Linked DNA regions of Homo sapiens: region 2 is linked to region 1. The links are chromatin loops, found by intact Hi-C in ENCODE. Cell type or tissue: HepG2. All regions are shown on one strand.

Evidence for each region. Peaks named below come from ENCODE experiments on the same cell type or tissue, not always from the same donor. Only the 100,000 strongest peaks of a DNase experiment are listed, where the experiment ranks them.
Region 2: it touches region 1 in a loop (3.0-fold over the local background); 1 of 110 quality-filtered maps calls a loop at or near these places.

What each region holds. Positions count from the first base shown.
Region 1 is chr5:82,630,912-82,638,911 of GRCh38, forward strand. No RefSeq gene overlaps it. Among named protein-coding and RNA genes, the nearest start is that of MIR3977, 210 kb to the right of the region's middle. In HepG2, no CTCF peak of the experiment used is centred here; a DNase peak (open chromatin) is centred at 4,930.
Region 2 is chr5:82,518,426-82,526,425 of GRCh38, forward strand. No RefSeq gene overlaps it. Among named protein-coding and RNA genes, the nearest start is that of RPS23, 240 kb to the left of the region's middle. RefSeq lists an enhancer at 5,174-5,711. In HepG2, no CTCF peak of the experiment used is centred here; a DNase peak (open chromatin) is centred at 3,396.

The DNA.
Region 1 (8,000 bases):
CCTGGACTAAAGCCATGCACCCACCTTGGCCTCTCAAAGTGCTAGGATTACAGACGTGAGTGACCGCACCCAGCAGTTCATTCTTGCCATGTACACTGAGAGTTATACTTAGTTACTCAGTGAGAAGGCCTGCCCTTGGGAAGAGAAGTTTTAAGACTCGAGACTGCAGCAGAAGAAAAAAGTTATTGTATGTCTCAGTCACTCCACTTTCCCCAGACTTACAAACCAATTTCTCATCACCCTTATGTTTACTAACGTAGATACTTCAGATATGGATGCCTCATCCATGTCTGAGCTTTTCTTCTCTGCTACCCTACCACTTGACTGAATCTAATAAGTACAATACTGAATTATTTAGAAGAGTTCCAACACATCTCTCTAGGAAAACACACAGGAAAGAAGACAATATAACATTTATAAAGAGCTAAAGTAAAATATTTCCAACCTAGATTTCTATCCTAGAAAAAATGTCTTTCAAAATTGAAGGCAAAATAAAGATTTTTTCAGACCAACCAAATAGGAAAGAATTCATAGCCAGCAGTCTTGCTCTATGGGAAATGTTAAAGGAAGTTGTCTTTTTTTTCTACTAAAAAGAAAATGATACTAGATGAAAGTTTTAATCTCCACAGAGGAGTAAAAACCTGCAGAAGTGGTAACCATGCATGTATCCATGTATAAAAATATTTTGCTCTCATGTTTAATCTCATCAAATGGTTTGACTAAAGCAAAAATAATAATAATGTATTGCAGGGCTTATAACATATGTAAAGTTGAAATATATGCCAACAATAGCACAAAAGAGAAGAGGGAGGAAATGGAAGTACACTGCTGGAAGTTTCTCATAATACATATAAGTTGTTATAAATATTATTGGAAGGCAGACTGTGGTATGTTAAAGATGTATACTGTAAACTTAAAGCAACCACTAAAATAACACAACAAGGACTTGTGAGACAGATTTCTTAGGACACAAAATTGTGAACTATAAATAAAATGGGCTGGGCGTGGTGGCTCACGCCTGTAAAATGCACTTTGGGAGGCTGAGGTGGGTGGATCACCTGAGGTCAGGAGTTTGAGGCCAGCCTGACCAACATGATGAAACCCCATCTCTACTAAAAATACAAAAATTACCTGGGCGTTGTGGCGGGCGCCTGTAATCCCAGCTACTTGGGAGGCCGAGGCAGGAGAATCATTTGAACCTGGAAGGTGGAGGTTGCAGTCCTCCTTCCTCCACCGAAAGGATCGTGCCATTGCACTCCAGCCTGGGCAACAAGAGCAAAACTCTACATCAAAAATATAAATAAACATAAACAATAAATAAAATGGATAATTTAAACTTTATCAAAATCAAAATTTTTTCCCTTCGCAAGTTATGGTTTTGAAAATGGTGAGTAAGCCACAGACTGGAAGACAATGTTTTCTTTTTTTTTTTTTTTATTATACTTTAAGTTCTAGGGTACATGTGCACAACGTGCAGGTTTGTTACATATGTATACATGTGCCATGTTAGTGTGCTGCACTCGTTAACTTGTCATTTACATTAGGTATATCTCCTAATGCTATCCCTCCCCACTCCCCCACCCCATGACAGGCCCCAGTGTGTGATGTTCCCCACCCTGTGTCCAAGTGTTCTCATTGTTCAATTCCCACCTATTAGTGAGAACATGCAGTGTTTGGTTTTCTGTCCTTGCTATAATTTGCTCAGAATGATGGTTTCCAGCTTCATCCATGTCACTACAAAGGACATGAACTCATCGTTTTTTATGGCTACATAGTATTCCATGGTGTATATGTGCCACATATTCTTTTCTTTTTTATTAAGACAGAGTCTCACTCTCGCCCAGGCTGGAGTGCAGTGGTGCGATCTCGGCTCACTGCAAGCTCCGCCTCCCGGGTTCACACCATTCTCCTGCCTCAGCCTCCTGAGTTGCTGGGACTACAGGCGCCTGCCACCATGCCCGGCTAATTTTTTGTATTTTTAGTAGAGATGGGGTTTCACCATGTGAGCCAGGATGGTCTCGATCTCCTGACCTCATGATCCACCCACTCGGCCTCCCAAAGTGCTGGGATTACAGGCGTGAGCCACCGTGCCTGGCCTATGTGCCACATTTTCTTAATCCAGTCTATCATTGTTGGACATTTGGGTTGGTTCCAAGTCTTTGCTATTATGAATAGTGCTTCAATAAACACAGGTGTCATGTGTCTTTATAGCAGCATGACTCACAATCCTTTGGGTATATGCCCAGTAATGGGATGGCTGGGTCAAATGGTATTTCTAGTTCCAGATCCTTGAGGAATCACCACACTGTTGGAAGACAATGTTTTCAAAACACATGTCTGATAAAGGATTTGTACCCATAATACATACAGAATACTTAATCTCAATAGCAAGCATAGAAACAACTCAATTAAAAAATAGGCAAAGATTTGGATGTACACTTATCCAAAGAACATATACTAATAGAAAAATAAAGATAGCAAAGGATGCTCAATATTATTAATCATTTGGAAAATGCAAATTAAAATGACAGTAAAATATCCTGACTCATGCACTAGAATACCTAAACTTAAAAAGACCGACAATACCCATTGTTGGCTAGGGTATGGAGCAACTGGAATTCTCATATGTCACTGGTAGGAATGCAAAATGGCAGTCAGTGTGGATGAAGTTAGGATAGTTATTAGAAAGTTAAACAATCACTTGCCATATATATCTTACCAAGAAAACTAAAAACCTATGTCCACATAAAGACATGTATGTGAATGTGCATAGCATTTTTATTCATAATAACCTTGAACCAATTGAGATATGTCCATATAACAGGATACTATTCATCAAGAAAAAGGAACAGACCACTGGTGTATGCAAGAACATGGACAAATCTCACAAGCATTATGCTGAATGAAAGAGCCAGACACAAAAATCGGGTACTCTATGATACAATTTACCTAAAATTCTACAAACTATAGTGACAGAAAGCAGATCAGTTTTTGCCAGGAGCCAAGGAGTGGGGAGGATTAACGGCAAAAAGGTACAGGACAAGCCATGAAAATGACTTGACTCGGGCCATGGTTACAAAACTGCGTACACATTGGACTGTACAATTAAAATTGGTAAATTTTATTGTATGTGAATTATGACTCAGCAAAGCTGATTTTCTGAAAAACTTGGAGAAATGGTGAATCCAGTACTATGCAAGAGAAAGTACAGAATAAATCTAGAATATCTCTTTGTGTAAGAATATAAAGAAGTGCTCAATAAATAATGGGGGAATGTCAAAAGGAAAAAGGGGCCAATTTGAAGGGGCTCCCACTGAGCAGATCAGCGATAATTTTAGCATCAAGATAAATAATAATATAATGAATTATAACTCATTGAACAAAATAAGAATCAGTTAATCCATACTGTTATAAATAAGTCAATGAAAAATAAGTCAATGGGAGCAAAGAGAATGCCATTAAAGTATAGAAGGAATGAAGGTATTAGAAAATCATCAGCAGAGAGTAAAAGTGGTAGGTTAAAGTTTTACAACCAACAGGCTGTTGATGTAGTCTCAAAGTATCCCACTGTTCATAATTCTTAGATATAAAGGGAATAATAGTAACTTTACAGTGAAGAAAGCTGGCTAACACTACCTTAACCAAGTGATCAAAGATAACAGGTGAGACATGAGAGAAGTACCAACAGAGATTTGGAAGGCATGGAGACTCCTTGGAGCAGATGGCTTTTGAGATGTGCTTGGAGAGTTGAATGGTATTTCACCAGGCAAAGGAGGCACAAGAGGCTTCCAGGCCGAAGGTGTACCAAATGCAAAGAAGTGGGAAGTATAAGGATACCCTGCGTTTAAAGACATGCAAGCAGTTAGTTGTGAATGATAGGGTAGGTGTGAAGGGAAAAGAGATGAAGTATGAACCTAGAAGAAGGCCAGTGTCAAATTGTGAGAATTCACAGTGCCATTTGTTAAAGGTTTTTCACTATATCTTGAATGTGATGTATTTGAAGATAGTCAAGTAGAGATGTTTTCTCAAGGCAGAAGAGTCTGTGGCTCAGGAGGAAGTTCTGGGCTTGAAATTAGATGTTTGGAAGTCGTTAAAGTACAGTTGTTAGTGAAGCCAGTGGGGTAGATGGGCTCCACAGGAAAGAGGGAGGCAGAGCAAGAATAGAAAAAAATACACATGCCCCTAACATCAGCATTTATAGGACACTAGAAGGGAGGAAGCAAACTCAGAAAATAAGGCCAAGGAGTTGGAGGAAAACCAGGAGAGAATAGGATGTCAGAAACCAACCAAAGTTAACAATTTTATCCCCCAGATTAAAATTCTATATATAATGTATAAACTAAATATCCATTTTTTGTCATCTGCACATTCCTTGCATGTAATTTGCTGAGCTATATAGATAAGTAGACCAGTTACCATGCCTCTTTGTCAGTGGATCTTTAGCAGGAAAAATGAGGAACTATATGAGCTGATTTCTGAGGTCTTTTCTGCTTTAACTCTCTCTGATATTATTGATGCTTGGTCAGAATTCAGAACTCAGGTTTTCAATGCTAATAGAAAACAAAGTTAAATGTGTTTCATTTATACTATGATGTGGCAGGAACTGCAGCTGGGTATGACTTATTTCCAAAGAAGGCAGAGGCAAGCCTTTGGAAACATATTTCAAATCATTCTAACGCTGCAGTCATATGAAACTTAAGTGTTTAAGGCAACAGAAGAAATAGCACTGCTATTTGTTAGAACTGCTCGACCACATGGCTTCATTTACATCGTTACATTGGGCTGAGTTGTGGGGCTGAGGTTAAAAGTTTAGTCTTCAGACAAAACAGGTGATTCAGACACTGTCACAGCTGAAGGGCCCAGCCACATACCCTCAAGCAGATTGTTTCTGGTTTTTCATAAGGAATCTAGTTATTCATTGACTTGAAAGTATTTGTACACATGTGTCATTTGTGTGTTTTTCCTGAATCAGTTTGCTCAGCAAAGAGCCAGTGAATAGGTACTTTGTGTAAACACTGTGCTATCCACTGCTGAGGAATAGAGAGATGAAAACAACATAGCCCCAGACAACAAGAAACTTACAGTCTAACAAGGGCAGACAGATATCTAAATATGTGTACTCTTTAAGGTAAAATAGAACTGATGCTATGGTAGATGAAGAAAAAAAAATCTTAGCTCATCATTTTCTGCTACAGGCACAAATGGTACACCAAATCTCTTGATTTGTATTGTAACAGTAGAGGCCTTTGAAAGCAAGGGATATCGAACATTTGAACTTGGCTCTTAGCTACAGCATTAATGGGATGTGATTAAAATGTACCTGAAGACCAATATTTAAAGCAGGACAAAATTCTGTTTCTAATTGTTCCCCTTCTCAAAAGAAGAAAGAAGGAGCTTCTAGAGGGATAAGGTAGTTGTATGTTGAGGCTTTAATATTCTGGTAAACTGCGAGATTCTTTAGCACCCTTGTTTACATTGTTTATACGGTAAGGAAGGTTTGGAAAAAGTAAAACATATATTTATCAGTCACTTAAATAGTACTTACTTTGTGCCAGGGCTGTTCTAAGTGATTTACAAATATTATCTCAATGGTCTTAATAGACATGTAAAACCTTATTCTTTCCATTTTGCAGATAAAAATGGAGATGCAGAGAGGTCAAGTAATTTAGCATGGTCCTATTTATTTTCTTTCATTTTGTTGAAAGGTCTCAGAGGTACAAATGGCCTACAGGACTGTTCAGAAGGCAAGTGCAGCACCTGACCAATGGCATTACAGATCATTCAGTATGCAGGATCACAACTTTGATGCCATCTTCAATGTCTCTCTCTCCACTTTGTGTGCAATCTTCAGAGCTTATTACTCATACCTTATGTTCCTCAAAGTGCTTCCCTTCCATCTGGGCAAGTGGGACTCCTGCTCTGGGTCCCATACAGCAGAGCCTCGTGCTTAACAGTGGCCTCCTCAACTTTCTGTAAGTCTCCCTTTGGTTCCTGGAGCTGTCTGCAACTATTAGTGCTATTCCAGGAGGTGACCCAAGCCCTGTAGAGGGCCCCTATGGTACCAGCTCCCTATTTCTCCCCACAGTGCATTATCTGACCCTCATTTGCCAGGAATCAACACAATGCCCTAAGGAACTTCAGGACTTCTGAATTTGGAGTCACCTTAGGGAAGATATCACTCCTGCCAGTTAGCATGATATTTCTTTCATGAAATCATACAAGTTTGGCTACAAGAATGATGCTGATGAACTGATTTTGAGTTATTCCTACCCATGAAATACACAAGATGAATTCTGGCCTCTGGCCCAACACCAAAATGTGTGTGAGCCATGCATTGGCTTTCACTTATGCCTGTTCTGATCATGGCGCTGCAGTGGGAATGGTGGCAGCCCCCTTCTCCCTGTGTGTCTTCCACTGCTGGCACTCAGGGTGGTCCCTCCATCCATCTACAGCTTGGTGCTCCAAGTCAGAGATCTTCTGGGATGGCTGTACCTGACACATTTGAAGGCTTTCAAGATTACTGCTCTACAATGCCAACAAACCTTTCTGACTGACATCCTTTCTTGCTTGTGATCAAGGTGGAGACATTGTCTTCTCCTGAGACAGTCTTAAGCCAATGTAGATGAGGGATGTATATTTCTTGCAGGAATGGAAGAACTATTCTTGATCTGTCCATGAGCTTCTTATTTGTCTTTTCGATTGCTGTTCATGCAAAAGGAAGTTTGAAAGAAATCACATTCCAAGAATAAAATTATTATAAAGAATTCAAGAGAAAAGTATGGTTGAAGGACAAATTGTTCTACATTTATAGTATAAAATCCAAATGGTAATTTAAAATGACCAGGACACGACTTATTGCTAACATTTTCCCACAAACTAACTGAAATTTGCACCATTAACAAAGAACAGTAACAATATTTGAGATTATCATTGGAATCCATTATTCTCAGGAAGCACAATGGATGGTACAGCATCTTAAATAATGATCTAACAGCATTAAATAAATGGTGCTAGGAAACCAGTAGCAAGAAGGGCAATATTGTTTCAATATAAATAGATTCTGTCTGGGCACAGTGGCTCACGCCTGTAATCCTAGCACTTTGGGAGACTGAGGTGGGCAGATCATGAAGTCAGGAGTTCGAGACAATCCTGACCAACATGGTGAAACCCCATCCCTACTAAAAATACAAAAATTAGCCAAGCGTGGTGGCACATGCCTGTAATCCCAGCTACTCAGGAGGCTGAGGCAGGAGAATTGCTTGAACCCGGGAGGCAGAGGTTGCAGTGAGCCAAGATCACACCACTGCCCTCCAGCCTGGGCGACAGAGCGAGACTGTCTCAAAAAAAAAAAATATATAGAAAAAAGATTTTGAAGAGCTCTGGCTTTGTATTAACAATTTGCCTCCTTTTCATTATAGTGGGAGGTAAGAAATTAGGTAGGAACAATGTCTATGACAATAAAGAACATGAAGAAATGTTTCCTGAACACTACAATCTCTATATGCATTGACTAGACAATTAACAAATGTATATGTACCTCTTCAATACATGGCTATATTTCACGTAGGTCTATAAATTTTGTAAAACAGTTTTTAAAGATCGGTAGTTTACATAGAGAAGGGCCTTGCAAAAAAAAAAAAAAAAAAAAAAAAACTGCCTGTGACCCCATGCATCTTAGGAGTGGCTCTAGTCCCATATTTCTATTTTTAAATTTTCACTCTCTCTGCCTTATTACCTTTCCCTTATCCCATTGCAATACTTTTTCTAACTGGCTGGATGTTATCCTTTCTTCCCCTTATAATCTTCCTTAAACACATCTGCCTAATTGCTCTGGATGTTTTGGAGTTACTTCTATACTTTAAACTTCCACTGACTCTCCATTGTTCTCTGGTGAAGTACAGACCATTCATTCATCCTCTGCAATCTAACTACAAACCACCTTTCCTACTCCGTCTCTCAGTATGTAATGTTACCACACAGTAAGTCTGTAACGAAACTGA
Region 2 (8,000 bases), 110 kb before region 1:
CCCTGCATTGTGTTATGGAGTACTTGACATGGCTATTAAAAACGCTCCTATTTATGTTTGTTTTAATATAGCCAGTTGTGTGTAAATTTGCAAGAGTTAATTATGCTATGACTTCTTAACTCTGAGTTAAGTGACATCACATTGGTAGCTTGAAATCAGCCAGCATAGTGTCTCAGTCTTCTTGGGCTACAGTAACAAAACACCACAGATCAGTGGCTTAAACAACAGACATTTATTTATCACAGTTCCAGAGGCTGGGAAGTACCAGACTAGGAATTGATTTGGTTCCTGGTGAGGGCTCTCTCCCTGACTTGCACACAGCTGCCTTCTTGCTATGTCCTCACATGGCAGAGAGTGGAAGCAAGCTCAATGGTGTCTTTTCTTAGAAGGGCACTAATCCCTTCATGATGGTCCCACCTTTATGACTTCATTTTTCTTAGAAGGGCACTAATCCCTTCATGATGGTCCCACCTTTATGACTTCATTTAAACTTAATTGCTTACCAAAGGCCCCATCTCCAAATGCCACTGGGGGTTAGGGCTTCAGCAGGTGAATTTTAGGGGGAAACAAATTATTCCATAGCATGGTGGCAGCTTTAAATTGCATATTTACACTATGGAAATTGACAAACATTGCTTGACTTCCTGGAGTAATATACTAACCTTTTCCTTGGGATGATGCATAATAGTAAGGTTTGGGATGGTAGAAGGGTATGTTTCTATATGGTAAAAAAGGAGAAGGGCATCTGTGGAAGGGCACAAGAAAAAGAAAAACACTGGTGAATTATCAGGCAGATTAATTTTAGGAAAAAGATTTAGGAAAAAGCAGGGGCAAATGCTGCAGATGAAAGTTGAACAACTGAAAATTGATTCCCTTGAAATTATTATATAGGTGCTTGCATTTACCCTAGACAATCTTTGTGTATCCCCAGAGATATGTGTAATCTAGTTTGAAGACTACCAAAGAAAAGATCTAGTATTAAAAAGAAGAAAGACACGGTCCCTTTAAGTAGCTCACAGTGTAATGGGAGGGATAGATAAGGAAATAGACAATTCAAATAAAGTATAAATCATGTTACAGAGTCTCATCAGGTCCCTTCTACACGAGGTGAGAAGTTTGCAAGGCTCAGAGCATATATTCATCCACAGCATGTTACCCTTCCTTTGGGTCATGGTCAGAATACCTGGGATCCTGGAATTCTAACTCTGCACAGCCTCTTTCCTGGACTTGTCCTCCTGAGGACACTTGTGTGCACCTGCTAGGCCTGAAGGGTGGGGAAGGGAGAGCTGTTTGTGGGGAATGTGGGCAGAGGGTGAGATTGCAGACCGGGATATCTACATATGGACATGAGTCACCTGACGTGCTGGATGAAGCCAGGGGTGAGAGGATAAAGGAAGAGGACTCTGGGTTAGGGATGGCTCATTGTGTGCAGCCAAGTACTGGCAAAGAACATTGCAGAGCCTGAGAAGGCTAAATCTGAAACAAGCGTTTCACATTATGAAAGTTTATTCAAGATAAAAAAAGAACATATTTAATGGCTTGTTAGCTGGATTTATAGATTTCAAATATTTAGGTACATAATATGTGCACCTCCATTTCTACTCTTACTCTAGACCCCAGCAATGTTGAGGTGGGGAGTTTGGGGCAGCTACATAAGTTTTAAAGCATAATATTTCAGAGGAATAAAATAACCATTGAATTTCACAAAGATTAGGAGCAGTCAGACTAACAGAGATTAAGGTTGGAGAGAGGGAAACAAGAAACAAGAAACAGGAAAGGCAGGCAAAAAGTGATAATTAATTAATATGATGACGGTGAGAATAAAGAAGATGGATGGGTTAAAGAAATATTTAGGATGTATAATCTACAGAGCTTACTTGTGACATTCAATTACTATTCAGCTTAAGATACCCCAAAACCAGTTGCCTACTTTGGCAAGGATCTTAGGAGAAAAGTTGGGGCTTGAGCTACGAATTTGGGGGTCATAAGTGTGTGCAAGGGTTGTTGAAGTCATGGGTGGAGAGTGGGGTCCCTTGAGAGGTGTGTAAGGTAAGATGAGGAGAGCCCTAAGACCAGATCCCTGGGGTGCACCATTTAAGATACAAGTAGAGAGAGGAGAGACCTTGAAGAATGCTGAGAACAAATGGCTAGAGAGTACAGGAGAACCCCTTAGGCTATGGTGTCAGAAGCCAAGAGGGAAGCATCTTTAGAGGAGAAAGGTCAACAGGTGCAAATGCTGCAGAATTGCCACATAAAATACATACGGGATAGTGTCTACTGGATTTGGCGATATTTCACATTGATTTAATCTGCTCAGTAAATATTCTTAAATGATTATGTATTGGATATCAGGAATAAAGTAAATGTGTAACAAAAAAAAAGACACAAAATATTCACCACCATGTAGGACTGTTTTCTCTAGGATGTAAATATAGCCATGTTCTTCTAGTTACATTGAACTTAAATCATCATTATATAACCAGGTACTTGCCACTGGCCAAGAGCCTAGCACAACGTAAGTATTGTGGAGATGTTAATATCTGGAAGCAGGTTGACTTTTAAAGAAGGGGGAAATAAGATAAGGTAAAAACAGATGAATTTGTGGGCAAAATTTTCTAAAATGTCATGTCAATCAGTGACATTTGAATAATAGAACAGGAAGTCTAAAAAATTACTGAATTCTTCCCAATTAAGGAAAGCCAGAACCACTGCAGTCTTATACTACCTGCCCCTATTTTACTGGAAAGCCTTATGGCATGCTTGCTTTAATAAACAAAATGCTACCAAATAATACCTCAACTGAAAGGGCATCATGATTATCATATCAAAATCATTTGGCCAAAGAGAGAAGAATCTCAACAAGTATTCCCCGAATCTGAGAAATAAACCTGTTCCCCTTTATGATAGTGTGCTCCTGGTGTTGAATTATGTGTGTATTTCTGCCTCCAAATCGTGGTGCCTGCACTTCTTTCTGAACTGCTATTCCCAGCCAAACCAAATACCACGCATCCTCCACAACCTGCAAAAATCCCACTTCTTCCAAAACTTCTTTTCCAGGCTTGCCCTCTGATGGTATATTCTGCTCATTTGGCTTTCCTCATCGACTGCTTTTTGATATCTTGTGAACCATTACCCTACATTAGTCATTTATTTGGACTATCTAATCTCCCTTGTCATCTTCTCTCTTTCCCACAGTACCTATTACTGTGGTTAGGAGATTCTAAGAAAATATTTTTCGAAGGAATATATGATCAGCACAGGACAGTAAATATGCCAAATGAAAGGTGTTCTTGCATAGGCGACATGAACAAGGGCTACTTGTTCATGTCTTAGACATGAATAATCAATGGAATGTTAGAGTCAAAAGGGGCCTGGTCTAGTTCTAAGGTCAATTTCTGACTTTAGTTCAATGTTTGGAGTGATCATGTTGGAAGAGAGCTTTGAGGCATGTCCTTTATGTCTAGGTAGGTGGAGCTTTAGGGACTGGGACAGTCAGTTTCCAGCCTCTTGCTCTCACATGCATTGCTTGCTCCTCTTTGTGCATGACGGATAAACTGACCTTGTAAACTGCATTTTTCAGGCTTCCAGCTGAGTTCAGCTAGGAAGAGGCTGATGGGAGATTGGAGGGTGGGAGAGAGGAGCCAGGGTATCTCACCCTTGCTCTAATATTTCCGGGAGTGGTTCTATCTCCTTCATGACTCCATATCCTGCTGGACAAGCTGCTGTGGCTCCAGTTTTGCTGGCTTTCGGGATCTGACAATCCTGTGTCCACCCTTGAGTGGTAGTGGTTTACTGTGTTGCTAATCTCTGGGTGCCTCACTGATTCCTATTTGGTTTTCTTAAAAAACATTTATAGGAGGCCATTGATTTGGACTGTGCTTCTGTACTAGGTCCAAGTAGGCCAAACCAAATGGTGTCACTCATGCTAAAGAGTTCCATGTCACTAAGCCGAAATGAAATTGTTTGTCTGGTCTTCCCAGGAATCAGGAAAGAAGGAGGGATAAACAGACGGAGAGAGTAGCCAAATTCCCAAACCAGCCAGTCTTAGCCAATATGACAAGGAAGTTCCCTAGTACCCTCTGCTATAACCTTTACAAGAGAAGTTACTTTGAAATGACCGAACTGTTTTTGTTGTTGTTGTTCCTTGTTTCTGCTTTCTTCAGCCTTTTCTTTTCTCTAAATACTCACTGCCTGTGTTGCAGAGAAGAGCTCTCTGAACCTCTCCTGGTTCTGAGGGTGGCCTGACTCATGAATTGTTCTTTGCTTAAATAAACTCTGTTATATGTGTTTTGTCTGAAGTTTTTCTTTTATCAGCTTCTAAATTATGCCATCACCGAATAATCAAATTTCTTTTATCAAATTCCCTTGTTTGAAATATGTGTTATATATTTCAAAGGTGAAGGGAGGTTTGGAGAAGAAGAAAAGCACAGAAAAACGAATGGTCTCTTCAAGAAAGAAATACGGGAATAGGTTACTGAAAACAACACGTGCAAAAACATTGACAACAAATGTGAGACTTCACTAGAATTACCAGCAGAAAAAAGATTTTATCGTTGGAGTAATTTGAGAATCGATTTCTCTGCCTGAGCTCAGTGGAGCCAGAAAGGAGACAAAGGAGAGCTTGTGATCTGATGGAGATGAGCTGGGAAAATTGACTTTGGCACTTTGGCTCGGGGAAGGAAATGAACCGTACATAAGCAGTAAAAAGGGAATCAGCTGCTACTTGGATGAGTCTTGATTTTAACGTGGTGCCACTGACAGGTCTTTGACATCGTGGGAAATTTCTACCTACACAAGATTGGCAATGCAGTGGACTGAATAGCCATGAACAATTATTGGTGACAGAGCAGAATTTCCAGATTAGCACCCTTTTGCCTTATTTGTTTATAAATCACCAGTAGATACATTTCTTTCATAGAAAACCTCCTACATCTAAAGATGGTCTTTAGGCTGTGTAATTTCCCTACCGTGGCCAATTTCAGTGCCTGTATTTTTTTTTTTAATGGAGCTATGAGTTGATGTTCCTTGAACTGGAAAATGAGAGTATGCCAAGGGTCCTAGAGACCATACTCCTAGATAAAAGACAAAAATATTCTCATGAAAACAGCAACAACAACATAAAAGAATCTAATTTATCCCTTTCTCTAACCTTATTTTTTCAATCAAAGCTAAGGCTGTAGAAAATTAAAGCAGATTCCTAATCTGAAGAAGGATACATCACAGGGTGATTTGGAAAATGTAGCCAAGGAGATCAAATCTGGGAACAGGCTGGTTTCCAATTAGTTGAAAGCATTTAATCTTTGCAGATTTTCTAGGAAATGCCGCCTAGACATTGGTTCTTTCAAATCCTTTTGTTTTCTGGTTTTCCTAGGGTTGAGAGTGGTTTGCTGGTTGGATTGGGATCAGGTGGACTTTTGTGATGTAAATGGAATGTTAGTATCCTGCCAAAGGCAACCTTTGCATTATTTGATGACATTTCCTCAGGATCCTCCAAAGGAAGTCAGAGGCCCCCAGACTTCCACATTGAATTGGGGTGGCACCATTTGTTCACATTTTGAGGGAAATCAGTCTTTGCCCCTTAAGCCAGAGCTGTTCCGGTTTTTGGACACTGATTAGCAAGGAACTTTCCAGAAATCACATCTTGTTTTGGTATTTTGCTTCTTTCTCTTATTTATTTAGTTTTTAAAGGCTTCATTCAAAACCTAGATGAGGTGGTATGTGCCTGTATTCCAGGCTACTCTGGAAAATGAATGGTCTCTCCAAGAAAGAAATATGGGAATAGGTTACTGAAAACAACCCGTGTGAAAACACTGACAACAAATGTGAGACTACTACTCTGCAGGCTGAGGTGGAAGGATCACTTTGAGTCCAGGAGTTCTTCCCTCCTGGGACCATGACTCTAAAAAAAAAAAAAAAGAGAGAGAGAGAAAGAAAGAAAGAGAGAGAGAAAAAAAGATAAAAAGAAGCTCTATTCAAATGCTTCACAAACTTCTCTTTTGACCTCTTTTGACTGAATTTTTATAAGGGAGGTGTATACAAATATATGATTTTCTATATATCTTACATAAATTTCTTTTTCTAATTAACTTTCAACCTGCAGTGTGATTTCAAATACTAATACAAGGCTCAAGACCTTACTAATAGCAGCAGATTTCCAATTTACCAATAATTTGGATTTGTATATTATGACATGTCATGGATTTCAGGAAAAAATATTGCATAAATCCTAAAAGAACAGGGACCCAGGACTGTAGATCAATGAAAGTGGAAGTGCTGAGGGCATTGTGTTTCCATCCTTCCTTCTCTGTGTGCTTGCTCTGAGGCTGGAGGCTCTGGGCTAGGCAACAGGGGTCTGGAGCTGAGGCTCTTAGACAATGGAAGTTCATAGCAGAGACAGAAAACAACTACAATATCAATTGTTTCCCTTCTTAAAGTCTCAGTTTCTTCATTGCTTACATGGATCCTTGTGAAATAATTATAATAGTAATAATAGATAACATTTTTTGAGTATTCCTTCCTTGCAGTATTTTAAGCATTCTTCACGTATCAGCTTATTAAATCTTCCAAATAATCCTACAACGTAGGTCCTTCTGTTCTGCCTCCTCTCTCTTGTCTCTCTCATTCCCAAATCTCTTGAATGCTGACTACTTCTCTGCAGAGTAACTCCTGGTCTCTCAGTTCGGTGGAGTGACTTTAGGTTATTTTTCATTGTGGGCAATGGCTTCTCCAATCCATGTAATTTTCCACAGCTTACCTGTAAGTTTGGAAAGGGAGTAAGCATGCAGAACCTCCCCTTACTAGCAGCAAGTCCTCAAGCATTCTTTTTAAGGGGCTTTGTGTCCAAAGAGGTGATGAACATACTCTTGGATTTTGTTATCTATTGTCTATGGAAGTGCCCTGAGTACTATATATAACTGTAAATGAAACTCAGTTTGCAGCTATATATCTTACAGGCCTACACAGCATTTAATCTCTTTTCATCTCTTTTAGGAAAGCTGTGCTTTGAAAGCTCCCATCTCTCAACACGCCATCCATGGCCACACAAGCTGTCTGCCCACCAGACTGGGGTCTCTTCTGTTGAACAGAAGGCTGACCAAAAGCTGACCCAGCACAAAGCCCAGCTTTCCACACCAACAGTTACTATTAGCTAGGCTCTCAATTACAGTATCAACTTTCTGAAGGAAGACTAGAAAAGAATCACTCTCCTCATTTCCAGATATATCTGAAACAAGGGCACAGTGGTAGTCATTAACCATAAAGATAAGGTTAATTTGCTTTCCTTCTAAATCTGAATGCTAATGTAACCATTTAAATAGTGCCAACAATGGAAATAAACACAAGGCTGAGTTAAACCACAAATGTACAGGCCTGTATCATTTGGCAAAACATAAGGGCTAGCGGTATTGAAATCACAGCATTAAAGCTGACATGTAAAAACGAATTGTAGGACTATTTGGGGCCAGCAGAGCAATTTATCAAATGGTACCAAGGGGACCCTAGAGATAGGAATGTGTCTTATTTGAAATAAGGAAATACAATGTCGTAACATTACTTAGAAACTGAGTACTTGAAATTCTTCTAGCCCAAATCTCCTCTCTTGTACTCCACATTCTGCACGTTTTTGGAGTTTTGAGATGTAGGTTGGGAAGAACTCCCAAAGTGCACATGAGTTGCCCAGAGGGAAAGAGAGGAAGGTGATGTGGTGGGAAGCCAGTAGGAAATGGCTCTGCCCTTCAACCTGCCCTGGGTCACTGCTGAAGAATAACAGGTCCTTTCTTCTGCCTGGCATGTTTTCTACACATTTTCGTAACCCTAAATTATATGCTACTCTTAATCCTACACGGTGGAAATGGACAATGATTTCTAGAGGACTTCTCTGCAAATAAATGAACGATATATGTGTGTTAAAACACAGCATTCTGCATGAAGCTTCATACACCTCAGTGTGAACCGGCCTAGTTCCTGTGCTTTGGCCAAGTGCTTGTGCAGTCTACCATGTG